2 separate regions of the Mus musculus genome follow, and region 2 is linked to region 1. A link is a loop called in an ENCODE intact Hi-C map of the cell type or tissue named here. Cell type or tissue: left cerebral cortex. All regions are shown on one strand. Links, peaks and the distances in the headings refer to the core of each region. The heading gives the core; the rest is flanking DNA. Region 1 has its middle 39 kb from the start of Gm43699. Region 2 overlaps Cpeb2 (cytoplasmic polyadenylation element binding protein 2).

Evidence for each region. Peaks named below come from ENCODE experiments on the same cell type or tissue, not always from the same donor. Only the 100,000 strongest peaks of a DNase experiment are listed, where the experiment ranks them.
Region 2: a loop joins it to region 1, with 2.8 times the contacts of the local background. A loop is called at or near these places in 2 of 42 quality-filtered maps.

The regions. Positions count from the first base shown.
Region 1 is chr5:43,385,894-43,401,165 of GRCm38, reverse strand. No RefSeq gene overlaps it. Among named protein-coding and RNA genes, the nearest start is that of Gm43699, 39 kb to the right of the region's middle. In left cerebral cortex, for the core only: a CTCF peak has its summit at 9,311 (motif pointing right); DNase peaks (open chromatin) are centred at 9,325 and 9,930.
Region 2 is chr5:43,237,385-43,252,656 of GRCm38, reverse strand. It overlaps Cpeb2 (cytoplasmic polyadenylation element binding protein 2), which reads right to left. Exons shown (of 12, transcript NM_001368806.1): 2 at 15,069-15,272; 3 at 14,241-14,330; 4 at 7,981-8,071. Among named protein-coding and RNA genes, the nearest start is that of Gm7854, 9.7 kb to the right of the region's middle. In left cerebral cortex, for the core only: no CTCF peak of the experiment used is centred there; a DNase peak (open chromatin) is centred at 6,161; H3K27ac peaks cover 1,772 bases.

The DNA.
Region 1 (15,272 bases), core at 8,173-10,672:
TTCTTAATCATTATGGCTCTAAACATGACTGTGCATCCTAAGAACATAACACCGAGTTAGAAGACACTGAAAGAAACCCATGCTATCTGTTGAAAATATTTCCTGAGCCTTTGAGCTGAGGTTCTGTTCCTCCTTCTCTTCCCATTAATCTTAGGTTTCATCTTTTCATGGTGTCCCAGGTTTCTTAGATATTTTGTGTTTCAAATATTTTAGATTTAGCATTTTCTTTGACTGATGTATCTCTTTCTTCTATTATATTTCTACAACTCAGATTTTTCTCTCCCATCTCTTGTGTTCTGTTGCAGATCCCTTCATCTGGAGGTCCTGTTCACTTAGATTTTTCATTTCCAGGATTCCCTCAGTTTGTGCTTTCTTTATTGCTTCTATTTTCATGTTCAAGACTTGAATAGTTTTACTCATTTTCTTCAACTATTCCCCCACCTTGAGTTTCTTCACTTTCTTTAAGATATTTATCCATTTCTCTTTAAGGAAATCTATCATGTTCCTAAAGTTGGCTTTAAGGTTGTTTTCTTGTTCTTTAGCTGTGTTGGATACTCAGGGATTGCTATAGTAGGCTAGCCGAGTGATATATGATATATGATATATACTGTGTTCTTACACTGGCATCAGGGTTTGGGGTGATTACAGTTCTAGGTGCCAGTTTCTGAGTTTGTCTTTGTTGGATGGATGTTTTGTTCCTTGGTTTCTGTTTCCTGTCTGGTCTTGTGGTCTGTGGTTGAGTAGAGGGTCTCCACCCAAGTTGGGAGTTAGACTTCTGATGGCCAGGGTGGCTTCTGATTAAGCAGGGGGTCTCTGCCTTGAATTCTGGTGGCCAGAGAGGCCTGTGGTGGGACAGGAGATTTCTGCCAGGGTTGTGGGCCAAGATATAGTGAGGAGGAGGGGAAAGATACAGTTGCAGGGTAGTCTGGGAAGACACAGAGAGTGGGGTGGCTGGTACATGGGTAGGCAGCTTGCCTGGAATTCTGGTGGCTGACTGGGACTCTGGTGAGGCAGGAGGCTTCTGTGAAGTTGTGAGACAGAAGGAGTGAAACAGATATTATCTAACAAAAGTTGCCCCCCAAAATCTCCAAATATGAAGAAGGAAAAGCTATTGTCCATGTCATGACAATATCAGCTTACAGATACCAAGAAAATGGGACATGCCATGGTGCCATCTAGGTATGTGAGATGTTATATATCACCCCATCTTTCTAATAGAGTTTGTGAGGGGGAGCTATAGTTACTGCTGTGAACAGTTGACACTATTGAGACATGTGGATTCCTCTTTGCTGTGTCCAAAAGACCAACAAACCAGTATAAAGAAGGGTTTCTTTAGACTCACAGTTTGGTGACACCATCCATGATGCTTAGAAAAGAATGGCAGTCAGAGAGGGTTACCTCCAGGTCAGGGTTGTGAGGCAGTTGGTCACAGCATCTGCAGTCAGGAAGCAGAGAGACAAAGGCTGTTGTCAGTAAATGATCAGTAAAGACAAAATGAACTTTTCACTCAGTTTAGGACCCAAGCCCATGGGTTGGTGCCTACTTTCTTCTGAAGATTCCTCAGTTAAACGTCTCCTTAAATACTCTGACAGACACTCCACAAATCCCATCAAGTAGACAATATTTAGCCTTGTAGATACAGGAAACCTTTTCAGAATGACCTATCTCATATCTGTGCAACTAAGCTTTGTGTCCATTCCCAATCCCAGAACTTTTCACTTATATTCTCTGAGGAAGAAGGGCTTGAAAGGAACTGGCCAAAGAGAGCGCTCCTAAAAAGATTGATTTTTTTTTTTATGAGACTGATGAAAAGGAGACCCCACAAGGAGAGCAAACCGAGCCTTGAAGAGAAGCTTCAGCAAATTAACTTCCACCTTCTCCAGCAAGCACTCTCCCACACATGGGCTTTTTTCTCCATATACTAGAAGCGCATCCACAGCTCCACATTACTCTTCTTGACAGCAGAAGATTACTGCTGGACTTGACTGAGCTTCTGTCAAGGAGAATTTATTGCAATTTTGAAGATGGCTCTTAAAAGAGATGGCTGCTTTGCATTTTTTATACAGGTCCTAAAAATATGTCAGGTTTGATCTTCTACAAAATCACCTTGTATAAACTTCTTGCCTGTCTTCCCTGTCTCCTCACTCTCAGCCTCTCATATCCTTTGCCAAGCTTCTCTCCAGAGAGCTTCACTTCCATGGGACCTGCCCCACATTTGGCAGGGCTTTGCTCTTTTGTTTCATGTGAAATATCTACTTCATGTTAAGCATCTATTGGAAACCTTTCTCCACAAACGCTTGTCAAGTCCCTGACTGGTAATGCCCAAATAGATCTAAAGCCACAAGAATGCAGTGATCAGTCATTGTGGGGAGATGAAAGCCAAGGGGCCCAGACCAGAACTGCATCTATTGGAAACATTTCTCCACAAATGCTTGTCAAATACTTGACTGGTAATGCCCAAATAGATCTAAAGCCACAGGGACCCAATGATCAATCATTGTGGGGAGATGAAAGCCAAGAGGCCCATACTAGGACTGCATATTAAGCAAAGAGGCAAATGTCCTGCTCATGATTTGTTACCATTTACTGAGCTGGTTCTTGGCTAAGTGACCACCAAACTGACATCTCTTTTACCTGCAGGTGCCTATTATGGCTTCTTGGGTTCTTCTGATACAATTCAGGAAGTAGCCCTTCTTGAGATATTTGACTATTTCTGAGAGGTACGAGGTGCTCAGGGGTATGGTTCTTCCACTTGTATTTCCTATGATCTAACCTTACTGTTTCCTTTACTTGTGGTGGCTAGGGCACTCTACTGGGAAGGGCACGTAGGATTTCTTCTTTTTTTAGCACTTAGTATCATGTTGGCATAGTTCTTTTTTGTTTTCCATCCTAAGTAGGGGCCAGGGCTACAACAGACACTGGGATTGGGTTGTGAGCTAGCATTGCATTGAGATTCAGGAGTAAGGAAAGGAATGGGCAATGCGGATGATGATCTACAGTTGGCCATGATTGGATCCCCATCTAGAGACTTTATTTAGACACTTGCCACCTCATCTAGTGGCCTTTTCTTCCCATGACTGGTGTGTCAGCTAACTGTCCATCAGCACAAGCACTCTAGGCATCTACCAAGCTCAGCTCTAGCAGAGTTCCCCCTCATCTACTATGATATTAGGTTTGGTCTTAATTTCCTTTTGCAGCTTCAACATCTTCCCAGGACTCTGAGAGTAGGACCTTAGATCTGTGGAAGCAAACAACTATCTATGGGGCTAATAACACCAAGGAGAGAATTTTACATATTGAACACCAGTACATTAGCTGAGTATGTCGGTAGTCAATAGGAAAATAACCCAAGAATGTAAGGCATGGGGTGGGATGGCTCCCTTCCTCTGCCTTTATGTTGCCTGTAGACTGTGTTTCAACAGAGCACAGCTCCAAGCTCTTTGTCCTATATCCATATCAGTGAAGAAATAATAGCATATCCAGCTAGAGAAAGACTTCAGTCTACCTCTACTTATAATGTCTTATTTACAGAAGTAAACACTGGAGAACAACCCTTCATACGAAGACCGTTGTAGGCATCCAGCCCTAACAGTGTCTGAGAGGCGCTAAGTTTACTTAATTCAGGGTTGAAATAATAAATATTCCAATTTTTATTTGCCTGATAGCCTTGTGATTTTCAAATACAAATTGAAAGAGGTAAGGGAGTTATTTTAGCTCCTTAAACCTAAGCTTGAGTACCAAGGCTGCTGTTACTCCTATTCGGTCCTCTGAGGTCTAATACCTACATGGATGTACCCCCTTATATTAGGTGTTGACAAAGGTTTGGTATATATAGTTCCAGGCTCAGAAAATGTACTATTTATCTTGAGTAGGTCCTCAATGTTGCTTCTGTACTATTTCAGAGAAAACAAATCACCTTCATTCCAAAAATGGACCAAAGTGTCAGGGTGGTACAATACAGAGCTGTCTCTGCACTCTGCTTAGAACCCCACAGTGGTTTATCATTTTCTAGCTTAGAAGTAGCTGCAGTGTGTGGGCCAGTGGTTTTTTTAGTATCTACTCAGCTCTGCCATTATTATGCAATGTTATCCATAGACAGTGACTAAAGAAACAGAACTATCTGTGTTGGAATAAGACTTTATTTACATAGAATAAAAGATGAGATTTGGCTCCCAGCTCTAGTTTGCCACCAGTGGTCTGAATCTTGAAGTCCAACATCCTCACATTAGCATTCAGGATCATAGTATCATGTACTGATGCTGTCTAACTTTGCCTCTTCTGTCATCCTTAGCATCCAGATGCCCCCTGGCTACATTATCACTTCTAAAAAACATGCACACGAACTCACCTGCCCCTCTATCTGATGCTGTTTTATGATTTTGGATTTGTTGTTTCTTCTGCCTGAAAATGTTTACAATCTTCTTCACTTAAAAATGTCTAGTCACTATCCACTTAGTTCTGGACAGCTTTTCTTACTTATCAGTGACTGTCCTGGGTACCCCTCCTCTTTGTTTCATGTTCCTTAATGTTCCTTAACTTCTATGCCATTTTCCATTTCTGAGTCTGTCTTCTCTGAAAATTTCAGAACCTCTTGGGGTCAAAGGCTGTCTCATTGTCTAAATGTCTGTGGGGTATAGCACAATACCAATAATGGGTCAGCTGCTAAATACATTCATGGCTGAGCCCAGGAAGCCAGAATGATCAAGAGAGAAAGAACCAGGTCGCTGGGCAGATGTTGAAGATAAAGAGAACTAAAAGTGATGGATTTGTGAATGTGTAGACATGTCTAGAAAAGCCCATAGCCGAGGGCTATGATATTGCATGGAGATACTGACTCTACATAAAGACCTCTAAGAACTCAATTGGTGGGTTTTCTATTCTTTATTATCTGCACAAATTCAAGGGCAAGAAGCATGCCTTCCATGTTTTAGATCTCCCAATGCAGGGTGATATCTCAGCCAAAGAAAAGAAAAAGCATGACAAGATAGCACATAATCAGGGCTGGGTTATCTTGGTCAGAACACATTAAGAAAAGAGAATGGTTAACAGAAATGATAAGAGTCATAAAAAAAAAAACCAGCTTGGGGATGTTAGGAAAATAGTATGATGGTACCATAAAATTCATTCTTTTTGACTTTCATTTAAAAATACTGTATCGAGTATAGCATAACCACAGATTACACATGTTGTAAGCATACAGCTAGATTAATGTCACAAAGCACCTTTCTGTAACTAGTACCCAGATTAAGAAACAGACTCTCACCATTGTCCATGCAATTTCTTCCCATTTCCCTGGTTATATTGACCTTCCCAAGGAGACTACAGCCCTGACTTTTAACAACTCACATTTGGGAACTTTATATAAATGAAAACCCACGATACATAAACTTTTGTGTCTAGCTTCTTTTACTCAATACAATATTTTGAACTTCATCCCAGCTGTGTGCTGCGGAGTTTGTTCATCTTGTTTGCTGTTTAGATTTCCATTGTGTGCATACACCGCATTTATTTATTATTCTAGTGTTGGAAACTTGAGCTGTTTCCAGTTTTAGCTATTTTTAAATGGTGTGCTTTCATGAATATTTCTGATGCGTGTGTGCATGCATGCAAGTGTGTGTGTGTGTGGTGTTGAGTATATAATTGAAAAGTACAATTACCAGTGTGTAGTAAATTATATTCACATTCTTCTCATTTTAAAATGGAATTACAGCCCAACAATCCATTGCAAGTTGAAAAGATTGTAAGAAGAAATTGCAGTTAACGCATCCAACCTATTAAACATCATAGTTTAGTTACATCTACTCCAATTTTGCTCAGAATACTCTCTTATCATACACTTGGGCAGGAACATCTGATGTAATCCTTTATAACTAAGTGAAGTTCTAATGTAATTTTGCCAAATACCAAATTAAAAATGATAATCAGAATGATGGTGGGGTGTGTTTTTATACAATCATAAGCCAAACCACAAGAAGATGAGAATATTTGTGCATATTCATTTCTTACAGATAAATTCAAACCGTTTTTTAAAAATGATTTTGCAAGTTTATTCTCTCATCTGTGGTGTGGAAAAATTCCACTTGCTCCACATCTTCAACTTTTATCCTCATCAATATATGTACATATGTCCACATGCTTGCATGCATGTGGTGTGTGTGCGTGCACATGAACATATTTATATACATGCCTGATCATGCACATGTGTAGAGGTCAGAGTTGGATGTCATGTGTTTACCATCGTTCTCCACCTTAGTTCTTGAGATCTGGTCTCTTACCGAACACAGAGCCTGTCAATTTGGCCAGACTACCTGGCCAGAAAGCCTCTGGTATCTTCCTGCCTCTGCCTTTCAGCACTGGAGTTACAGGCAGTTGCTAGCATTCCCAATTTTTTACATGTGTTCTGGGGACCCAAAAACAGGTCTTTATGCTTGAATAGCAAGCTCTTTACCCACAGATTCTCCCTAGCATCCTCATCATGTTTTTAATGTTAGCTATTCTGGTATCTACGAATATAGGGACACCTCTTCAGAGTTTTAATTCTTCTTTAGAGAAATTACCCAAGGAGCTGAAGGAGTCTGCAACCCTATAGGTGGAACAAAAATATGAACTAACCAGTACCCCCTGGAGCTCGTGTCTCTAGCTGCATATGTAGCAGAAGATGGCCTAGTTGGCCATCATTGGGAAGAGAGGCCCCTTGGTATTGCAAACTTTATATGCCCCAGTACAGGAGAACACCAGGGCCAAGAAGTGGGAGTGAGTGGATAAGGGAGCAGGGCAGGGGGAGGGTATGGGAGACTTTTGGGATAGCATTTGAAATGTAAATGAAGAAAATATCTAATAAAAATTTTTTAAAAGGAGTTTTAATTTTTATAACTAATGAAGTGAAGTTAATTTTTTTTTTACAGATGACTTGAAACCATCATTTTCCTGATGGCTTATGTGATCTTTTGTTCATTGACATGTAGAAATTCTTGATGTACATTGGATATATGTAGTCTGCCAGATACATAGACTACAATTTCCTTAGCATTCTCTTGTAAGTTTTATTTTTATGCATGTGGTTGTTTTGCCTGCATGTATGCCTGGGTTCCATGTATATGCCTGGGCCAATGGAGGCCAGAGAAGATGTGGGATCCTCTGGAATTGGAGTTACAGATGGTTGTGATCTCCCATGTAGATACTGAGAATGAACTCAAGTTTTCTGGGAGGCCTGCCAGTGCTCTTAACCGTTGAGCACTCAAGCACAATGATATTAATATACCTAATGAACAACTTAACTCCCATTCTTTCTAAGTTTCCCTTAGACGCTTGATCTCTTGCACCCTTGTTACCTCTCAGTCTGTAACTCACTGAACCAGAAGTTTATTTTCTATGCAATTTATTGTTTTCATTAGGAGAGTAATAATAAAAATAAATATAGAGACCATCTGATTCAATGTCCTTGCCTTTTATTTGGGGCAACTACAGATCAGAGATGGTGAATAATTTTCTCCAGGTTATGAATGCAAGTTTCAAGTCCAGCCCGTTTGTCTTCCACTCCAATGCTCTTTGTTTGGGCATAGTAACAATCAAAGGACCTTTGAGTGTTAGGACCAGTTGTTGCCCACTGTCCGTGTGAAGGTTTGTCTGTCCAGAGCTAGAAGATTAAAATGAGGATGGACCACTCTGGCCCTGTTTCCTCTTCCTCCTTACATGAAGAAGAACACGCCACATTTAGCAAGTTCTCACCATGCTCCACTGTGCCCTAGGAGGCCGTGAACAGCATGCTAACTACTTCTCTATTCCAAAAATAGGAAGGGGCTATTTATGTTGTCGAAAACCTTGGGCCAACAGAGAGATGGCAGGCTAAACTCCCCCAGGATTTTTCTCTAGTAAGTAATTGTGCACTAGCCAAAAACCCTGATTACCCAAAGTGGTTGGGAAATTATAAAGTCAAAGCAGTCATTCTTCTCATTGTAAGGATCTCACGAAATTGTCTGTCAAATCCAACTCTCTTCTAGCCAGGGTCAAGTGTATGTGCTGAGACAGCAATGTGCTCTTGGGGACACACAGGCAAAAGAACAGTCTGAGGGGCGGGCTCCTGGCGTCAGAAGAGTCCTTTAGGGACAGAACAGGGCATACAAGAGTAGATTGGTTATTAAGGTAGTGCCTGTGTTGGTAAACTCTGGCTATCATCCTGCTACCTCCGGGATGCTGTGACTCACACTTCACAGCCTGCATGTAGAGAATGCTCCTAAGAAACCGCTCCTAATAAGGTCCAGGATCATCTTTCCATTTAAAGTCATCATCAGTCATTTACATATATACATATATAAATCTGTAAATATGTGATATGCTGGATATATCCAGTGTATCAGAAGGACCCACCCAAATGTGTATTATTTCTATTTTCTAATAGAAAACCTTGAGTTCCACTGCATTATGAAATAATAGTTCAGTACTTTTACAGATGGCACTGTGTGAAAACTTCCTGGCTCCAGGAGGTCAAAGTTGGCCAAATATGCCCAACTTGGGGCAAGTGGCCTCGTGTCGTAGAAAAAGCACAGTTGTGATAATTTTTTCAATTATAAATACTGCCAAATGCTTATCCTATCTTAGAAATAAAATGATGCTAATGTCCTCCACTTATTAATTTCATTGTATTATTAGACCCCATGGCCCCAGTCATTTCATAATGTGCTGTTTAATCTTCATGACAGTGATATAAGGTGGGTCATCTCTGTGAAGTCTAAAACTTTCTCTGTCTCTCTCTGTCTCTGTTTTTGTCTTTGTCTCTGTGTTTCTCTCTCTCTCCTCTTCGTGTGTGTGTGTGTGTGTGTGTGTGTGTGTGTGTGTGTGTGTGTGTGTGTGTGTATAACTAAGAACCCAGGCCACTGTGAGGCCATTCCTTGACTAAAAAGAGAGTGCTGGTCTCAGAGCCCACAGTCCTCACTTGTAAACATTGATCAGTGTCCAAATCTGTGTCTCCCAAGTTAAGCTGTCTCAGTCGGAAATAAATGAAACTTCCTGGAAGCAACATCCAATTTTGAGAAGAGACGCGGATCTTACTAGTCTTTCTTGTGTGATGTCTCAGCACGTGCTTAGAAAGGGCTAGCTCAGCATATGGTTAGAAAGGGCTAGCTCAGCACATATAATAAAGTACAAAACAGAGGAGGCAAGACTTCCTTGTCCCTAGCTGGTTCAGAATTAGCTCAAGACCTGCCACCTTTAGCTCTCCATCTCCTACTGCTGACCCCATTTCCTTTTCCCAAGGACCAGCCACCACTCCCCAGAAATGGAACAAAGAGCAGGTGAGTGCTCTGCATGGCCAGCAGAGGGAGAGCGAACACCAGCCTCCTCCCTTCAGAAAGTGCTTGCTTTGCTCTGACCAGGCCCAGTCCTCTGTCCTGTTTCTATAAGAATAAAGCCAAGCCGGATGTGGCTCCCTTAGCAACTAGCATGGCCGTGCCATTGCCAGATTTGTCTTATCTAGAACCAATACTGAAAACCAATGGAACAGATAAGTGTTTAACACTGATCTGTAAATACCTGCCAAAGTGTGTGTGTGTGTGTGTGTGTGTGTGTGTGTGTGTGTGTGTGTGTGTGTGTATAAGTGAGTATAAGTGAGTAGGTGTGGGTCTATAGTCACAGCTGTGTGTGAATGTCTTAAATGTCTTTATTTTTTATTTATTTCTGAGGAGGGAGAAGGCAGCTTCCAGAGAATCTCAAAAAGGAGAATGACCCAGCATGATTTAAGAGCTTCCTGGGAAAGACAGGGTTATGAAAAAGGTGCCCTGGGAAACCACAAGACCATTCTTAAGCCTCTGGTTTTACAAGTAGCAAGGACAGGGTTCAGGCAAGTGCAGAACATTCAAGAGCATTGATCAATGAAGGATGAATTACAGACTCTTAAATCTCTGTTATCTAACCTCTGTTGGAAGACAGGGAAACATCCTGTGCTGGAGACAGTGCAACCAGTTTTGTAATCAGAGTAGGACTCCTGCGGTGGGGTAGAGGTGTGGAAACGGGAGAGGGGGAGGAGAATGCATGCATTTGTTTCAGCAAGAGAGCAGAGCATGGAGTTTATCCAAGCAGTGCTGTGCATTCTGCCTGGAGAGCACTCAACAGTTTCCATTCTTTTTTTTTTTTTTTTAGGTATTTTCCTCATTTACATTTTTAATGCTATCCCAAAGGTCCCCCATACCCACCCACCCCCCAATCCCCTACCCACCCACTGCTCCTTTTTGGCCCTGGCGTTCCCCTGTACTGGGGCATATAAAGATTGCAAGTCCAATGGGCCTCTCTTTGCAGTGATGACCGACTAGGCCATCTTTTGATACATATGCAGCTAAAGACAAGAGCTCCCGGGTACTGGTTAGTTCATATTGTTGTTCCACCTATAGGGTTGCAGTTCCCTTTAGCTCCTTGGGTAATTTCTCTAACTCCTCCATTAGGGGCCGTGTGACCCATCCAATAGCTGACTGTGATCATCCACTTCTGTGTTTGCTAGGCCCCGGCGTAGTCTCACAAGAGACAGCTATATCTGGGTCCTTTCAGCAAAATCTTGCTAGTGTATGCAATGGTGTCAGCATTTGGAAGCTGATTATGGGATGGATCCCTGCATATGGCAATCACTAGAAGGTCCATCCTTTCGTCACAGCTCCAAATTTTGTCTCTGTAACTCCTTCCATGGGTGTTCTGTTCCCATTTCTAAGAAACAGTTTCCATTCTAAAGCTTACCAGACTAGTCCCTGAAGCTCAACAACATGTGCTCTTATCGACTCTTGACCTATGAAGAAACTGAGAGGCACAGAGGCGGGAAGTGATCTATCCAGAGTGACACAGTTCCCAGGTGTGTCAGAGTGTCACCATCAAAAAAAAAAAAAAAAAAACCTAGCTAGATACATCTTACATCCTATTAATATAGAATATTGTAGTAAGAGCTGGGATTTTCAAATTGAGGCAAGGGAGTAGTCATTTATGAGTATGATGCTTATTTCAAACTTAAGCTTTCAAATGTTGTAATAAGTGTGGAGGGTGTGGATTAATGAATAAGATTTTACACTCAGGTTGGACTGCCTAATCTAGTCTCAGTGTCTCACCTGGAATTGGTCCCTGCCCCTAGAGTGACCCTCACCCTGCCAGGAACAGGAGGTGTAGGTAAGTACTCCAGGTCTTGTGCTCCTTCCTGTTCGGACAGTGAGCTGAACCTCTCTACAGTTTTCCAGGTTTATAACCCCACGAGCTCTTTTTCCTTTCCTTCTCCCCACTCATCCTCTCGGCTCCCTTGGGTCCCTTTCTGTGGTACTTTGTGTCTTCCAAGAAGAAAATGCTAAGACTTTATCACCCATGTAAGGAAAATATTCTAGCACAGCAGGAAGCTGCTAGAGTAAGTAATCAGAGTCTTCAAACATGGTTTCTGGTCTGACCCTTGGGAAAGAGAAAGGGAGAAATAAGATTGAGTTGGAAGAGGTTTGGGCTGCAGTGAGAGTTTCAGTTCTATCTGGCCTGGTGGAAGATTTATAAGCCAGTCGTGGTCGAGAGATCCTGGGTCACAGAGTATTAGACGACTGGCCCAAAGACCAAGTACTCACTGTGTTATATGACCCAGTACAGGGGAACGCCAGGGCCAAAAAAATGGGAATGGGTGGGTAGGGAAGTGGGGGGGAGGGTATGGGGGACTTTTGGGATAGCATTGGAAATGTAATTGAGGAAAATGTGTAATAAAAAATATTTAAAAAAAAAAAAAAAAGATATGACCTGAAGAGCAGAAGCTGGGACAAGTCCTGAATCATGTCAGAGTTGATCTCTGGATCTGCTTCTGGATAGTCCAAATGAAGACATGGCTTGATAAGGAATGTCATGTGGCTGAATTAAGGCTACATCATTGGCTCTGTGGTCAACATCTGCAGAAAGAGAGTTTTAGTTATTGTTCTATTGCTGTGAAAAGGTACAATGACCAAGGCAGCTTCTAAAAGAAGAAACATATATAGGGGCTTGCTTACAGTTTCAGTGAATGAGTCCATGATCATCATGGCAGCGATCCACCAGAAGAGTAGCTGAGAACTTACAGCCTGATCCACAAACAGAGGGGGGGGGGAGGGGGAGGGAGGGAGGGGAGAGGGAGAGGGAGAGGGGGAGGGAGAGGGAGAGGGAGAGGGAGGAGATGGAGGGGGAGGGAGGGGGAGAGGGAAAGGATAAAGGGAGAGGAAGGGGGAGGGAGAGGGACTGAATTGAGCATGGGCTATTATTATTATTATTATTATTATTATTATTATTCACTTTACATCCTGCTCACTGCTACACATCCCTCCTTCTCTTCTGAGCATGTGGGGGGGTCCCCCTGGATATCTCCCCCACCCTGGCACATCAACTTTATATTAGTCTAGGCACTTCCTCTCTGACTGAGACCAGACACAGCAGCCCAGGTAGAAGAATATATCACACATACAGGCAACAGCTTTTGGGATGTTCCCTGCTTCAGTTGTTAGGGACCCACATGAAGACCAAGCTGCAAATTTGCTACATATGTGCATGTATCCAGCCCAAGTACGTTCTTTGATTGGTTCTTTACTTCAGTCTCTGAGAGTCCCAAAAGTCCAGATTGGTTGACTCTTTTGGTCTTCCTGTGGAGTACCTATCCCCTTCGAGGGCAGCAATACTTCCTCCTATTCTTTCCTGAGAGCCCCCAAGCTCCATCTTCCTTTTGGCTATGGCTGTCTGCATCTTTCTGAGTCAGCTGCTGGGTGGAACTTCTCAGAAGTCAGCCAGAGCATGCAATTTTAAAAGCAAACTTCAATGCCCACCCCCAGTGACAAATCTCCTCCAACAAGACCACAGAAAGTGAAGAATATGTGAAAACACTTCTCTTGTGTTTTCCAAAGACTGCCTTGCATTCTGGGCAACTGATTTAGGGGAAAACTGTCCTAGAAAATTAAAAGTCTGTGATCTGGAACTAATGCAATAGGAGTCCTCTGTGTGTGTGTGTGTGTGTGTGTGTGTTTATGTATATATATACACATACACACACACACACTCACACACACACACACACACATATATATATCTGTGTGTAGATATATATATCTGTATATATACACATACATATACACACACATTTTATATATATATATATTACACACACATATATATAGTCCTGTACATAGGTTAAAAAAAGAAGGAGTGCTGATCAAGGGGAATGGAAAAGTATCTCGGTTGATAAGCAGTTAAGCCCTTGCTTTGCATGCATTCAGCGTGAGTGCGATTCTCAGTACAAAGTACAAACATGAAAGAAGCTGGGCCTGGTGGCTGGCGTGCTCTTGAAATCCTTGTGCAGGGATGTACAGCTAGACGGATCCCTGGAGCTTGCTGGCCAGCAAGCATAGCTACTTGATAGCTCAAGCCAGTGAGAAGCCTTGCCTGGAAAATCAAGGTGTTCAGCATCTGAGGAATGACACCTGAGGTTGACTTCTGGCTCCTATGCACACGTATATGCGTGCACTTGCACACATATGTGAGTACACATGTTGGAAACTCTGTCATTTAATGTTGAAGTCTATAATGTCCAGATAGCTCCCCTGAGCTTAGAACAAAACGGAGGACTCCTTTTTCCTGCTAGGTTTCCTCATCTCTACCTTATCCGGGGAGCTCCATTGCCCAGACTCTACCTGAGAAATATCACCTAATCCCTGGTGAGATTACAGGTTCAAGTTCCTGGCATGCTTTTCCATACTAATGAGGTATCCCCAATACCTTAAGCCTCAGCCAATGAGACTTTACCCTAAGAAGAACCATTCCCACTTTCCAAGGAGTACATAGTCCTTGTTCACCCTGCACAAAGACTACAAGCTCCTTCATTGAATGCTGTCTGAAAAAAAAAATGTAACACTGAATTCTTCAGAGAAGATCTTCCCACAGCACTCACCCCCACACCTGTATCCTGCTGCCCCACCCTTCATGACTTCACATCATCTTTTCCAGCCTGGTATGCACTGTGGTCTAGACACCTCAAGGGAATACATGGATCTCGGAACTCAGGTCTGCTTCATCCTTCCCAGCCTGGTGTATACATGCCCAGTGTGTATGGGGTCCAGACACCCCAAGAGAAGATGAGGACCTTGAAATTTGGCTCTGCACCATTTTTCCCTGCTTGGTGTGCAGCAGCCCCTGGACACCCCAAGGAAAGAAGGAAAAATGGAAATACACACACACCCCATTGCTGATTAGACAGTTTAAGGGATTTAGGCACTGGATTGCTGGGCTTAGCAAATGAACTACCCCCCAAACCCAGATAAATTTGAATATCACATTTCTATGTAATTAGTATTTGTATATCTCATGCAATTAAGGACATTTGAATTAAGAAGCAACAGAGTTTTTGGTATAAACATCCCCATTCCATAAAATAAAAATTGAAAAGTAAAATTTAAAAATTGCCACATTTTCATTTGTTTAACTAAGGTATAAATTTAACTGGGAGATCTTTAATACTCTCCACCCCCATGAACTCCTACTGTGATAAAGAACATGCAGGGAGTTAGTGTCACATGTAAACCCAAGATATTCAAGTTATAAGGTTTTCTAATATAGCAAAATGATTCCCAAATGAATGTGTGAATGAAGTATGGATAATTTTATGACACACATTGTATGCTCTCTCATTGTAACATATGTTCTTTGATAAATTTGATTACTTACCCACTAAACCTTGTTTCAGACTCTTAGTCTAGGGAAAACCACACTGGCACAGTAAATGACCAAGGTACTCTGATTCAGAACAAACCTCCAATGTTGAATGGAAAACTAATGGTCTGCAAAAGAACAAATGTGTCCTCTCTCAGCCTATCAGGAGAGAGAGAAAGCAATCTGGGCATGATCTACTTTCAGAAGCAACCTTTGAGGGTTTAAGCAGTGCATTTAGCATCTGTCTTTGGGCTAATGGGGCCTAGAGTTCTGTGGCTACATTTTTCTTAGTTGTGTGGCCTCCTCCAGCTTTAGTTGTCTGACTGCTGTAAAGAACTGTATGAGCTGATATATTTTGCATCCGTTTGTTTCTTATCCAGGCTAAGTAGCATCAGCTTGTGTGAAGAACAGTAATGTATTGCCAATAGCAAAGGTGATGGCTTGCAGTAACAGACTCTCAGCAAACGAGTAAGATCTGGCCTAGTCCTCTGACTTGGTTAGGGTTACAGGGGATGAAAATTCAGTTTAAAATAAGGGAAGGTGGGGGCTGGAGAGATGGCTCAGTGGATAAGAGCACTGACTGCTCTTCCAAAGGTCATGAGTTCAAATCC
Region 2 (15,272 bases), core at 5,132-7,631, 150 kb after region 1:
CATGAGAGTAAAACAAACAGAAGGGGAAAAAAAAAGACAGAGAAAACATAGATAACAATATAAACTTAAAGAGTCTCCACATAACAGCGTCCACCAGGTAACTAAGATCAAATAAGGTTAAAAGGTGTATTAGCAAGATTCTGAAAATGGTTGTCTCCGAGGGTCATAAAGCTGCAGTCACATGGCATGAGAGCATCTCTTCCAGTGCTCGGTGGTGAGACAGTGAGGGCACACAGCTCTGTGCTCTGTCCCAGCACCACACAAAGAAACGCAAAGCAAAACAAAACAAAAAAAAACAAAACAAAAATCCAACAGATCATGAGTGTAGGTTTAACATTGAAAGAATTCCAATAATGCTTACATTAATAATAGAAGAGTTAAAATTATAAATAAAATCAAGCCACAAATTTCTAAGAAGACAACTATTTGTGGATCCAAACAAATATGGAACTCAAAAAATAAGCAAAATGGAGCAAAGCATTTATGCAATATGTGACCTATTAATAAGGCATTATTATAAAACTTCTGGCCTGCAGGCATGAAAAATATTAGAGTTCAAAAGTTTGAAGGAAAGGAAAGGAAAGGAAAGGAAAGGAAAGGAAAGGAAAGGAAAGGGAAAGGGAAAGGGAAAGGGGAAGGGGAAGGGGAAGGGGAAGGGGAAGGGGAAGGGGAAGGGGAAGGGGAAGGGGAAGGGAAGATAATCATGCAACAGGCTTCAGAATAGCATCATACTTGACAGGAACCAGGATAAAACATTAAACAGTAATACTGGGACATCCCAAACTGAGAAAGTATAACTCTAACGGCTCTGTCATCTTTTGCAAAGACAATCAGTGTGTTTGTATATACAAAGGTTCAAAATTTACATCTTGTTGGTGGGAAGTTACTGAAACGCAGGCCTAGCAAAACAAGGTCTAGGTATCTTAAGACAAGGCCATGGGGGAGCCTGCACCCCATACCCTGTGCACTATTTTCTGCCCCACAACCCTGCCTGCTTTCCTGGAGGCCTGCTGGCGTGAGGGACACCAAAAGCCAAATGCAGATAGATTTAAAGCTCATGAACGAACTTTTGCCTGAAGCAGAAATAAGACCAGCTGGCTAAAATTTCTGATTTAATAAAGGCTCTAAAATTGAAGAAGAAGAAGAAAAAGACAACGGCATGGTTTCTGTGGATATATTATGGCTTTCAGCTTATTGTTTTATGGATTCCCAAGTGTATGTACAAGTGGGTCTCTGATTCTTCTGTCTTCTCTTGGGTTCATTTTCTTCTGTTTGTCTTGTCCAACTCCAACATGTTAGTTTTTTGTTTTATCAAATTATACTATTTTATATTTTATTATATTCCCTTAGGACCCTGTTTGTTTCCTAATGAGACAGAAATGGAGTGAATCTGGCTGGGTGGGGAGGTAGGCAGAAACTGGGAGACTAGAAGGAGGGGAAACCATAATCAGGATATATTTTATGTGAAAAAGTAATCTCTTTGCAATAAAAGGAAAAAATAAAATAAAAATCGTCAAGATTACAAAAAGGAAAGGACATGAAGATCACAGGGCTTAGCTCCCCAGGGCTATGGGGATACCCCAAACACATGCAATAAAATTGTGTGCATGCTTACCTGATGTGTTTGCATGTTTTTGAAAGAGCTGTATAATTAAACAGATGCATCTTGTGATATATCAAAGATAAATATTTATATTAAATATTTTATAATAACCATGAAGACAGAATAGTGGAAATGCTAAGGATAGGTAAGCTACAGGATATCAAAACATAATACTAAAAGCTTAAAGAAATACGAAACAACCCAATAAGGAATCCACTAAAAAATGCAAAAGTCTTCAAGTGGAAGAAGGACAAGGGAGTGTAAGTTTTTGGCCATATCTCACTTTAACTTTTGTACATATACATCCTAGTTTTAAAAACACTTACAAGGTTGGGAGAAAAGATGATGAAGATTGCAAATACCTTAAGTTATACATAGAAAAGCAAGACTGAAAAAAACTACACAGTTAAATGCCAGTATTATTTACTTTGCATTACTGCTGGTGGTATTAAAATTTACGTTTCTAGTTTTCCATTAATGAGTAAAGGCTTTCTATGATGGAAAATACTTTAAGAGATTAAATATGCTTTTGAAGGAAAAATTCTAAGATACTGCTCCTCATATAAGCCAAAATTTATATACCAAATATTCCCAAGTACTTCATTTTAGCGTTATAAATTATGTATGAGATGTATGCTATATATAAGAATTTATTAAATTGTCCACTTTCAGAGATAAAAACTTCTACTTTAAATCACAAGAAAGATATGAAGTGACTTTCAAAATAATATTATGTATCTGAATTGGCACAAATGCACTGTAATTTCTGTATGATAAAGGCTTTGGTTTTGAAAAATGAAGTTCTAGTGTTATAATTCAAGAATTTGCCTAAATAATCAAAGATGCCTAAAGGAAATAAGGGCATCCATGCTCTCAAATACTGCTATTGACAGAGACAGCTACCTGTAAAGAAATAAGACTTTCAAATCTCTACTGGTGTTTTAGTTCAAGTAAGTTTTCTCTGACAAGAACTTCCACAGAGTTGTCTCCTTCCCCTTTAGACTGTAGATCCTCTCACTGAGAACACAAGTCCAAAGTCGTGTAAGTTGTACTTCCATAAACTCAGTTCTGAGTAGCTATGTGATAAAATAAAATATTAAGTTTCCAAATTTATTATGAGAATGACTACTTCAGCGTCAGGGTGCATTTAGGAAAATGTGTATGTGTTGCGTGTTTCCTTTTCCTAACCAAAGCCCATGGAATAAGAGAATATCATGCACTCTTTCATAAACAAATGAATTTCAAAAATCACACCACTTAAAGCATAGAGAACAGGTCTTTCTTTTTTCCTTTTATAGGTTTGGTTTTCAGTTTAAATAGGGATTCTTGTATAACCAAAAGGTGGCCTCAAATTCACAGGGCACTCCTGCCTCCGATCTTTCAAGAGGTAGGATTTACAGACCAGCTTCCTTTGTTTTCTGTTTTTCTAAAAAAATCATTCTAGTATAGAAACTAAAATGTCTGAAGCCAGAAGTACTTTAGGCACTGGATTTATTGTTGAATTTTAAAATATTTAATATTTATATATTAAATCATACAACGCATTATTTTGATATGATATATAAATCCAAATATTAAATTCATTATGATTTACATATATAATTTAAAGATAATTTTGTACAATATTTTTATTGTAATATTTTGATTGTAACATATGAGGAAATGTAAAATTTTCTATGTAAAGCATCAAGTTTTCTACTTTGCAATATTTGGGATTTTGGATTTTTAATCTTCTGATTTTAGTCCACATCCTTTTGGTAATTGTAAAATGTTTGGCACCAGGAATCACAGGTGACTGTAGGAAACCATAGTCAATTTTGAGGTTGTATTCCTCTGTCAGAGGGAATAAGGCAGGGCCTTGTAGCAGAAATCCATAAAACTGTTTCACAAGTTTATCACTGATATGTATCAATTTATTTTGCTTTAATAAAGAGATGCACTAAGCATTTCCAGTTTTTCATAATTATTTTTGCCCTTGTTCTCCTATCCCAGAGTTTCTAGCAATGTGTTTTTAATGAACTACACAGTTGTGGAGAGTGGACCTGACATAAGCTGGAGAGCCTCTGTCCACTCAAAAGTTCCCAAGTTCCAGAATATAACTTCTCACACCAGAGGCTTCGAATACAGCTAAGTTATTTGTGCCTTTGCACTTTACTCGCTTTCACAAAATCACCAGGAAAGAAACAGACGGCAAAATGGGAAGAGAGCAAAAATCTGGTATTCCACAAACAGTTAAGAGGTTCCTATAGCTTAGGGGTAGGCAGGCTCCCTAAAGTCATCGAGGCTTCTTGCTTCCAAAGCCCTACACATGGGAGTTTATCAGTGAGTAACAGAGCTGATACTAGGTAATAAAATCTCAGTTTTTAAAAATCCTTTGAAAAGCATGTACTTTAAAATATTTGTTGGCATAAAATCCCATTCTGAGTTCTTGTGTTCTTGAACTACTCAGGGAACAGTGGGAAAGTCATTATGATCATCTCAGGAACTGTTACCCAAACTGTATTTCTCCCTATAGTCTTTAAGTCAATTTTTATGAGTTGAAATTCATTTTTTTTGTTGTTGTTGTTCTTACAGTTTGAGGGAGAGCACTGTGTTTAAATGCTTGCACAGCAAGGCCTTTTTTTTTTTTTTTACAAATTGTTGGAGGCAGGAGGAGGGAGGGTTTAACAATGATCTGCCTTGTTCTTTTGTTTAAAGGGGAATGAACTGACTCACACAAACATAAAAAGATCACAGACTATTTTAAGTATTTACTTAATATAAAATGGTAAAATGATGAAACTACTTGGCAAGCGTGATTTTCTTTAAGCACTTAAAATTCCACACTTATTCTTCCTTTGGAAAGAAAGCAGTTTGCCTAGCATTGGGACCGTCATTAGAAATAGTGTGTCAGCAGAGAGATCACACTGCACATAAATAAAGCAGTTGGGTCAGAAGCATTCAGGCCGAGCAAAGCACATCACAGTGTGTTAGTGTTTCTGATTCCCCAGCAAAGGACAGCACATGTCTGACAACACTGAATGAGCCAACAGTGTCATGTGGCCCTCAACAACAAGCTGAGAGCAGTCTTTCAGTTCTCCAAAAGTTAAAATCTCATATATGCCTCTCCATGAAATAACACTTTCTCCCAACAATTCTTCATTGCTCTACTCCAGCTTTGTATCAGAATTGCCTTTATTCCACACATAAGTTAGGGATAACTTTCCACATACCCTCTCTCTACACATCTTACTCCTCCTCCATGGTATTTCCAACTCCTCTATATATTTATAGTTTGGTATATGGTCTCTATCTTTCCCCAGAAGGCTATACTTTGCACATGGATAGAGAACTTGGCTTTCTTCACAGTATACATCCTCACAGTGCAGTCGGCAAAGGATAAAGTTGTCACAGTCAGTGCCATCTCTGGCTGCCACCATTTACTATCTGTATATCTCCAACAAGATGAGAGAGCTTTCCTATCGCTATACTAGACCATAAAAACCTCCTTCTTAACTTTTGAAATGGGTGCTGGAAAAGGGAAGGAGCTAGAGCAAAGGATTTTCGATGACAGTGAGCTGAGAGGTTGTTTCTGTGAGTGAAGTCCCTTACATCTTAGTGAGATCAGTACTTTTCACATTCTATTCACCGTCTCAACTACTTGCTCTCTGCTCATAACCACTTTGAATAGCTTATGTTTTCCTTTAAACTTATGAATGGAAGTAAATGAGAAATTATAGATTTGCCTTTGACTCCTCAAGAATACAGTGTCCACAAAGGTTCCCACCAGTGCTTGCCTCTTCCTAATTACAGATCCTGAGCCATATCTGGTCAGTTGTTAGGATACCATGCAAATGATGGTGTGAGACATCTGAGGCTAGGCTCTAGGACACAGACATTCACACGGATCTGTGCACTCACTCTGGGCAGCAAGGGGCCGGGGACAGGACGAGGTAGCACTAGCAGCCGTGCTGTGATAAGGATAAAGCAGGCCTGTGGAGAGGTCTACATGGCAAGGAGCTGAGGTTCCGTTTTCTCCAGTAGCTTTACACTAAATTTCTAATCACACAGAAAGGACTCCTTCAGACTAACCGAGGGGTCACACTGTAGGATCAACAAACCTCTTGGCTGCTACCTCATAAGACCCTTAGCCAGAAATAAGTTGTTTCCCAATTCTAACCTTTAGAGATTATGTAAGAAGGGTGATTATTGTTAATGTTTTAAGTTAATTCTGAGTTGTTCTGCAGCACTAGACAAGTAATACAATCTCTTATTACAATAGAAAGAGAACAAGGAGCTCATTTTGAAATTTGCACTCTCCGAATCCTGTCTATTGGTAGATCTCTTGAGGAAGACTAAGCAAATACTGGTTTCAGGAGACATTTTATGAGAAACACAAATGCAGTCTGTGTCCTAAGCAGCGGAAATGATTTTCCGAGATAAAAAGACAAGAGAAGACTGGGCGCTGCCCTGAACATGAGGGAGGGAAAGATGGGGAAACAATAATCACATCAGGTACCCCAGCTGCTTACTTTGTTTGCCATAGCTCTGCTTAGACAGACTGTGTAGAGGTCCAGCATCGCCGCCCCCATATAAAGGCAGTGGTCCCAAAGTGTGGAGAAAGAAAATGCATGCTAAGCAGGAACCAGTGGCATGAGCCAGCAGGCGGAGGAGGAAGACATCAAGCAGGAGCGTTCAGCTAACGGTGTTGATAGCTACACAGCGGCAGCATAGGCAGCCTTATGTCTTTATACTATGCGGAGATGTTTTCCCAAAGCTTCTTTTCCCTTTCTTGACATAATACATATGAAAAATAAATTATCCCAGTTAGAAACAGAAACTGGCTAACATGGTGATCCCTAAAACTTGCAGGACTTCAATCCTCTCTCTTTTTCAGAGCCTAAGATGCCTTTCCTAACAAATTGAATGAATTCCTTTTAATTTTGAAGTCATTGCTCTCAGCACATGCTGCTGCTGCAGCATTTCCCTCCTGGCCCTCTCTAGATGCCCTTCTACTTTGTAGGATGCCTAGGCTAAAGAAACATGATAATGAGTAGTGTGGCGGTGGGCATTTTCTCTAGCATCTTCCAGAAGCCTTGCTAAGAAAGATCAGGGGAAATAAGTAAGGAAAAGCTTTTCCTCATCTATGGTAACAGTGAACTATCTTGACTTTGTGCTAGGAGTTTTTCTTTCTAAAGAAAACGGAATTTTAATAAAGTTCTTAGTTGTAAGCTGTTAACAATTGTATTCTTTCTTGTATGCCTGCGTTTACTTTGAGACAGTCTTGCTACCTAGCTCAGGCTGGCAGTGAACTGGTGATCTTCCAGCCTCAGTCTCCTGAGTCATGTGCCACCACGCCCAGTGTAAACTCTATTCTGAAATGGAAGACCCGAGGTAAGCAATACTCATTTTGAAAAAGAACAAGACCTCATACAGAGAGCCTAAAAATATATGAGGCAAAGATCAACAACAAAACCCATAAGAAAACAATGAAAAAATCCAAAGCATAACCTTATTAATTTGAGGAACTGTCACTAGTGTATACCAACAATAGCACAGTCCTTAAAATGACAGGATTAGGAAGACAAAAGGACTCAAGTAAGATTCTTAGACATCCCATTGCTGTTATCAACTTACTTGGCAACAAAAAGTTGTTCGTGGGGCAAACATTTCTAAGAAAATTACCTTTCTAGATTAAAACTTCAGATTTAAAAAAAAAATTCATGATTCTGAGCCAAGGAGGAGTTCTGAACTAGACACAACAGTTAGTATACTAGTAAATTCACAATACACTACTCTGCTGGCTACTTACTGATTTGTCACCTTGACACAAGCTAGACTCATGTGACAATAGGGAATCAATTGAGAAAATGCCTCCATAAATTTGCTGATTGATCGATTGATGGATTGATGGATTGGGTGGACCCAGCCCATTATTGATGGTGTCATCCTTGGGCAGGAGGTGCTGGATTGTATAAGAAAGCAAGCTGAGCAAGCCATGAGAAGCAAGCAAGCAAGCAGTGCTATCCCAAGGTCTCTGCTTCTGATCCAGCCGCCCAGGTTCTTGTCCTGAGTTCCTGTCTTGACTCCCCTTGTGATGTACTAAAGTTCTAAGATAAATGCTTTCCTCCCCAACTTGTTTTGACTATGATATTTTATCATAGCAATAGAAACTTTAGCTAAAACGTAGACAACTAATACCTCTCTTTCCTCAAGGTGATTCAATTACAAGATTTTTACCACTATAAAACAGACAAGTGACAGAAAAATTACACGCATGAAGTAAGAATGTTAATGAAATTTCTTCATTTATCAGTTAGTTTATATATAAGTGCTAATTTTCCATAAGCAGTCAAACCAATATGTATATGAAATCGAAGCTATAAAATGCTACCTACCCTTGAGAGGATCGTGCTCTGCTCTCATGATATCAATAAGGGAATTTTCCAGAGAGTGCATATTCAAGCTATCATACATTCTACTTCGATCCTGGAAGACAGAAAAAGAAAAGATATAAGATCTATGTAATCTTAAAGAAAGTTAAAAATATTATATAATATAATCTTTCTCACATAAAATGGAACAATTTATTAATACATTATCATTTAACTTGTATCCCAAGAAAATACTGATACTTAAAACACATTCACCTCTAAAATATATAAAAATTAATGTAATTTCATTGGCAGTATTAACTGAATGCAGTGAAATAATCTCTGATCATTTTTATAAATATTATGCACAAAAACACATTTTCAGTTGCTTCACATTTTTCTCATGTTTAGGAAGGCAGATAAAAGCACTTGGAAAATAATTATCTTGGAGAAGAATTTAACAATTGCACCACACTTTAAACATCTATCAGATACTTAGAAGTGACTTAGTCATCTAAATTGTAAAACAATGAATGCATAAACATCCTATACACTGAACTCTGTAAGACACTAGTATCAGAAAAAAGGATGAATGTCTAGTGTGTTTACACTCAACTCTCACTCACCAAAGTGCTTCCACAGTTTACAATTTTCCCTCTCCCAGCTCCACTGCAGAAGGCAGGCAGGCAAAAGGAGGGAGAGGAAAGGTGCTCACATTCCCATATCCCCAACTGAGAACTGCCTTCTGTACTGTCAGTAGCCTTGTTTGCTCAAAGCACAATCCCTTGCTTGCTTGAAAGCTCTGGTGCCTATATATGTAAGTATATATATATATATATATATATATATATATATATATATATATATACACATACTCAATGAATATGGAATGAAATATATGGGAAACTAGCTAAACATGCTAAGGCCCATATCCTCCAAAGAGTCTGGAAGTCTTTTCCCAAAATATGTCAATGCCACCACCAACTGTATGCTATATACACAAATGCACAAATTCATGCACACATGGGGGAGGCAGGATAGATCATCCCAAACTCTCAAAATTGATACAGCACTGATTAACCTGGATCCACATTTCAAGTGACACTATAAGTCTCTAGGATTTTATGTACCCATAGGTAATTTACACATATTATTTTCTTAAAAAAAAAAAGGTTTATAGCTTTCATCATTTTCCATTGGGACCAACAAACATTCAGATCTAGGTCTTTAGAGAGCTAAAGAGAAACATAGGTTTGTTTATGTATTCCCCTTTGATGTTTAACTAGGGTTGTATGCTTTTTAAAGCTAGGGAGCCAGAAGCAGCACAGCAGACTAAACAAGGTGCTCTCAAGGAATTAGGAAGGGTGAGGAGTAACACTGAATGATGCAAAGACGCTAGAGAGGAGGCTCATGTTCTAACTTTATCACCAAGCACCACCCAATGAGTGAGCTTTAACTGAAAGATCCTCAACATACAACATACCCATCTACAACACTCTTCACTAGAACAAGTGAACTTGGTAAGGGGGGGGGCGGGGCAAAACAAAGAGAATAATGAAATATAGCAGTGCTATCCAGAACTGAACATGTGTCAGAACTCGATGAAAGGCAGGTTAGTACACACTGGTGCACCTTTCCTGGGTCTTATTCAGCAGTTCTTAGGTAACAGTGAAGCTACTGGCCAGACATTATAAACAGCATTAAGCTTTATGATCCTCTACACCACAGAACCTCTTTATACTCTGTCTCCATCTTCTAGAAAATGACCATGTCAGAGTAAATGGTGCCTATAGGCCACTTAAAATTGTAGAAAAAAAGCAAAAGTACTATAACAATAAATGACATAAAGTGGAAGAAAGAAGAAGAAGATGGCCTTTGTGCAAACAAGACCAACACAGTTACTACTGTCTTCATTCCCACTGACTCTGTTTCTACCCTACAGTGTGTGCAAGGAATGTGTTTGTGTTTCCGGATCCTACCACTAAACTTCGAAAGTAATTAAAGCTGGGTTCCTTCTAATCACACATCTAGCTCTCAAATGTCTGTTAAGTACTTCTTTATCTCTGCCATAAAATCTCTATAAAATATGTAAGTTGAGCTGTTTGAGTGGAAAGACTACTATTAAAATGGTAATTATAAAGGACTAAATCCAACCCTCTCCTGAACCTGCTAAGTGATTAAACTGGGGCAAGTATCAAATACCAAAACAGCTTTGCTAGCAAATGAATTTCTAGCTACTGAATGGATCCATGTTATAGTTGAGAACTATTCTTTTCAAGAGACAGTTTAAAACAAATCACATTTAATGATGAACATTCGGCTATAAAACAAAGATGTGCCCTTCTAAGATAAGGATACTAAGTAAAAGATTTACTCAACTAAATTGTCACCAGTTTAAAACTATAAGGAAGACGAGGCAATTCAGCAATAAAAGATGCACACAGCAATCCTGACAGACTAACAAATACAGAAAGTCGTGGCAATGCATCTTATAGTTATCACTGCATGGCTATTTGAAAGTCACTAAGACGTTTCAGAACATTAGACTCTGGGGACAAATCCATAAAGCATCTTTTCTACAGTACAAAAACAACCTGGTAATAAATTAAGTGGCGTTTTACAGAAATAAGGCAATAGAGCCCCATAGTAAGAAGATAAAAATAGAATAACTGAAAAACCTATCGTTGCTTCTTAAAGTCTATTGTTTATGCTACTATCTTTCTTTACCCATACACTAGCCACAAGCTTGTATGGGGAAAAAGGCAGGCATATTATATTTTAACTTTAAAGTTAAGGCAGTAAACACCCTGGGAAAGCACCCACTGCTCAAACACAGTTGGGAAAAAGCATTCTTCTTCTCTGTTGGCCATGTGTGAGTTTAAAGCTCTCTGTTTTCTGAAGTTCAGGGTCCCTGCAGTAAGGCCACTGTGTCATGACACGCTGGCCTTACTCTCCTATCACACACTGATTCTCAGGAGAGCTCACAAAAGAGTCAAGTGACATATTTTCCTAAAACAAGATCTTCAAATTGTGATTTATTTTACATTATATCATTTTGGATGTTTGATTTGTAAAAAATATTTCCAATTAATTCAAGGTAATATCCAGGATGTACAGTAAATATCCAGCACTGAAAACGGCCCAGCAGGCTGCAGACCAATATATATTGATAGGTTTCTCAGGATGTACTGCAGAAGTGACACATATCAAAAGTGAACAATAAATAACCTTAGTTAAAAGGAAATTGACTCTGATTTAAAACATTTAAAACATTTTACGTATTTACAAATGAACATACTTTCTAAAAAAAATCTCAGTGAAAATTCTATTTTGAGGAAATTAATAAGTTACAGTTTTAAGCATGATTTCTTACTAAATGGTAAAAGCATTCTCAAATTTATGGATTTTGGGCACATCTACTATAGTTTCAGTTCTCAGGAGATAGAGGCAGGGACACCTCAAAGTTAAGACCAGCTTGAGCTATAAAGTAGCAGCTTACTCTCAAAAACAAAGAAGAAAGCTTAGCTTGAGAGAAGTCAGTAGAGAGATCTACTAAGGGGACCGGGCAGGTAGCTCAGTTGGTTAGGTGCTTGCCTCACAAGCATGAGGTACAACCCCCAAACCCATGCAAAATCTGTCATGGTGGAGAGTTCTTATGATCCCCAAGCTGGGAGGTAGAGGAAGGAGGGTGCCTGGGACTCACTGGCCAGTCATCCTTGCCTAATTGGTCACCAATTCCAAGGGATGACACCTCTTCATCCTCATGTGCATATGTGCACACACCTTACACACATGCATAACTCATGTGCATATGTGCACACACCTTACACACATGCATACACTCATGTGCATATGTGCACACACCTTACACACATGCATACATACACACACTAAAAAAAAAACTGACAATAATTTTTAAAGTCAGTAGTGGACATAATTTACATGTGCTTTAAAAATATTTTAAATTTGAAGTTTTCCCATAAAAATATTAAAAACAAAAACATCAATCCATAAAATTTTACTTGAAACAAATGACATAAATTAACCTTTGAAAATATTTCTTCCATTCAATTACATGTTCAAATCTTGTTGTAGGTCATGGCTGAAGCATCCTTAATTAAGATATTAGGTCTGTAATTTATTTTAGTGTAGACCTGATTCATTTCAGACTAAAGGAAATAAGTTACATTGTTTAAAATAATGTACTTGTTAATAAAAAGTGTATGATCACAAAAATAAAAACTAGCTCTGATATTAACATAATTGATCATTCTAAATATTTTAATCTTTCTGAATACTGAGGAGTTACTTCACATTTATTTTGAGCTACCAGTGTCAGTTTACCTAGCCTCTGTTGTGTTTTCTAGAACTCCAAACACTACACGCTTTTATGGAAAGATAGAAACAGAAAAGAAGTATAATGACTGACTACTTAAAGAAGGCAATAAGGTTATATATATATTTGCATTGTCTGAATTCAAGGCTTTAGTCTCCCAAGCCTGTTATATATTTTGAAAAAGCAATACAGTCAGTGTTAGGAGAACTGGGAGACCAGGGAAAAAAAGAAAAGGCCAAACAGATCAGAGGCTGTGTAAGAGTTGGCCTACAAAGGTTTTGCACGGTATAATTCAAGGTCCTTCTTTATAGACGAGGCTATGACCTAGAGATAAAAGCCATAACCAGTGGTAAAGAATACAGGTAAGAAGATGACTCAGGTTTGGATTGCCTTGCCTTCCAAATCACTTATATTCCCATCAGTCATCTATTTTCATCCACCACTGAACTCGCCATCACAGCATCACAGCACTTCTGTACAAACACTAATTGCTCAGCAGTTTCCCAGAAAGTATATCTTTAAGTGCCAAAATTGGAGGGGGGGGGGAACCTATCTAAAATCCCAAGTTATAAAGAGGCACGTTGCTTGTAAAATCCCAAGTTATAAAGAGGCACGTTGCTTGGAAGCCTAAGTAGGAAGGCCAGAGTCAGTCCCTCAGTCCCAGAAGTGAGTCTAAAGATGTCCCTTTCACTGTCACCTCTGTCTACTCTAGTGGCAAGGGCTCAACTCAACACTTCAAGCCTACCCCTCACCCCACACTTGTAAAGGCTGCTTGTATGCTGGTCCCAGGGCCCACTGCTTTTGTACTTACACTTCGTCTCTGAACATTATTTCCCTTCCCACCTTCAAAATAATTACAATCACTTTTCTCTCTCTACCTAACTTCTTTACAGCAATCACAGATTTAAGACACTGCTACCCAAACACAAGTGAACTGGGACTGAGTGAAAGAGAAGCAGAAGCAGTTGAGTGGCGAGTTTACATTCACAAGACAGCAAGCTGAAAACCGCAAGATAACCACTATTTTTATGCTGAGAGCCTGGCAGGACAACTTTGATAAAGAAGCAGGGCTGGTCTACAGCAGTAGCTAGTGACTGATTACTCAAGTTAGCATTAGTCCTCCAGATTGGAAGGCTAGCTATAAAATGTCTTGTTATTAATCTTGGTAAAAATCAGTTCACGCTGCTACATTCCTTGAGGAAGAGCCTTAGCTATGGATTACAAAGATCCACTCACTTAACTTACAAATGAAGGTCAGACTTGGGATCTATAGGAAAAGCCCCTCCCTCTTATGTAAGACCTGAGGTTTCTACGCCCTCCTTTATTAATCCTCATCACCTGGGACCGGTATACACTCAAATTCAGTCTGCAGAAAGACAGATTTAGCATTCTAAATCACAAATATACTGAAGATAAGTTGTAGGATAAAAGCAATAATAAAATGTAGAGTAAAAATACTATGCTATAAGGCTTTTTTATAAAAGTTTAAAAAACAATAAAAAAAAGGAGCTATTCAGAGATATACTGCAAAACAAATGCATCAAACTTCATGACAAACATTGACTGGAAGATTTCTTAAAACATTAAATGTAAAGCTGGATGTTAAATAAACATATGAGGCTGTATTTTAAATGCAGATAATTCTGAAAGAAAGACAGTATCTGTTTAGTTTGAATGATGTTTAAAGTCAGGTGCTCTTGGATATATAACTCATTGTAATAAACACATTTGTTATGATTTCAAAATATGACTACAAATCTTTTAAATTTGAACAGAAACATATTGAAGAGTTTAGATCAAACGATATTGAAAAACTCAAATTGCTTTAATAATCTCCGACATATGCTTAAATGGCATAAGTGAAACGCAAGTGTTCACTCCTACTCATAATGTAAATACTAAACTCCTAGCCGCGATCCTGAGAAACATACACTACTGTGCAGCCTACCTGGTCTATTCTGGATGTTCCGGCTGCAGTGCACCAACTATCTTGGAGTGAATCTGAGCCCCAAGCTGGCAACTGCAAACTAGATCTCACCTTCAATAGCATAGAAGTTTGCATCAGAAATGAGCAGTTCTCTTCCCCATCCCACCCAAGAAAAAGAAAAATAGAAATGAAAAACAATCAAACTATCTTAAATTTTTGTTTCATCCTCTTAACAGTTTTGAGAAAAACTGAATCTCATTGGCAAGAATCACAAAATATTAACAGTTCTGGAAAAATGATTTCCATTAATATTATTAGGCCATCATCAGTTGGAAAAAAAATCACATATACACATATGTCTATATTTATAGTCACTGAACCAGTGAGGTAATTTAAATTAGATTCAGAGTCTTAATATTTTTGTACCACAATCACAGCAGTATTAAGAATAATCTAACATGTACACAGCTGACCACAGAAAAACCTATGCACAACTGCAGTTACAATTTTTTTATCTTGGCTATATAATCGGAAAGACAATTTTTGCTTGTCTATTTAGAAATAGACAACAAGCACTTTTAAGGAACTGCCAGTTAAAGGCTTCAATCTGTATGAGAGAAACATAGTTTTTTAAAATGTTTGGAAGCTTATTTCCATTCATTGTGTATTTACAGAGAAATTCTTTGTTTCCTCTGTGTATTTTACCCTCTAATAATTAAATGATATGCTTAAAAATTAGAACATTAATTTTGTTAATCTTCCTATACGGCTACTGATGCCTCCAACCACCCCACTTCCTATTTTGAAAGATAAACATTAGAAATGAGGATATTTACATACCATTCTTACCTGTAAGGGTAAGAGTGTGTTACTATTGTTGTCTGTCCTGAACACATTATCTTCAATCCAAGATTTTGGAGTCAGTGATGGAGTAGAGCGAGTGAATTTCGGTGGTGCTATAACATTACCCGAGAACGGCTTCTTCAGCGGAGATATCTGATTCATAGTCCCTGGGATCCCCATGTTGCCGCTCCTGCGGTGATCTCTGCCGTG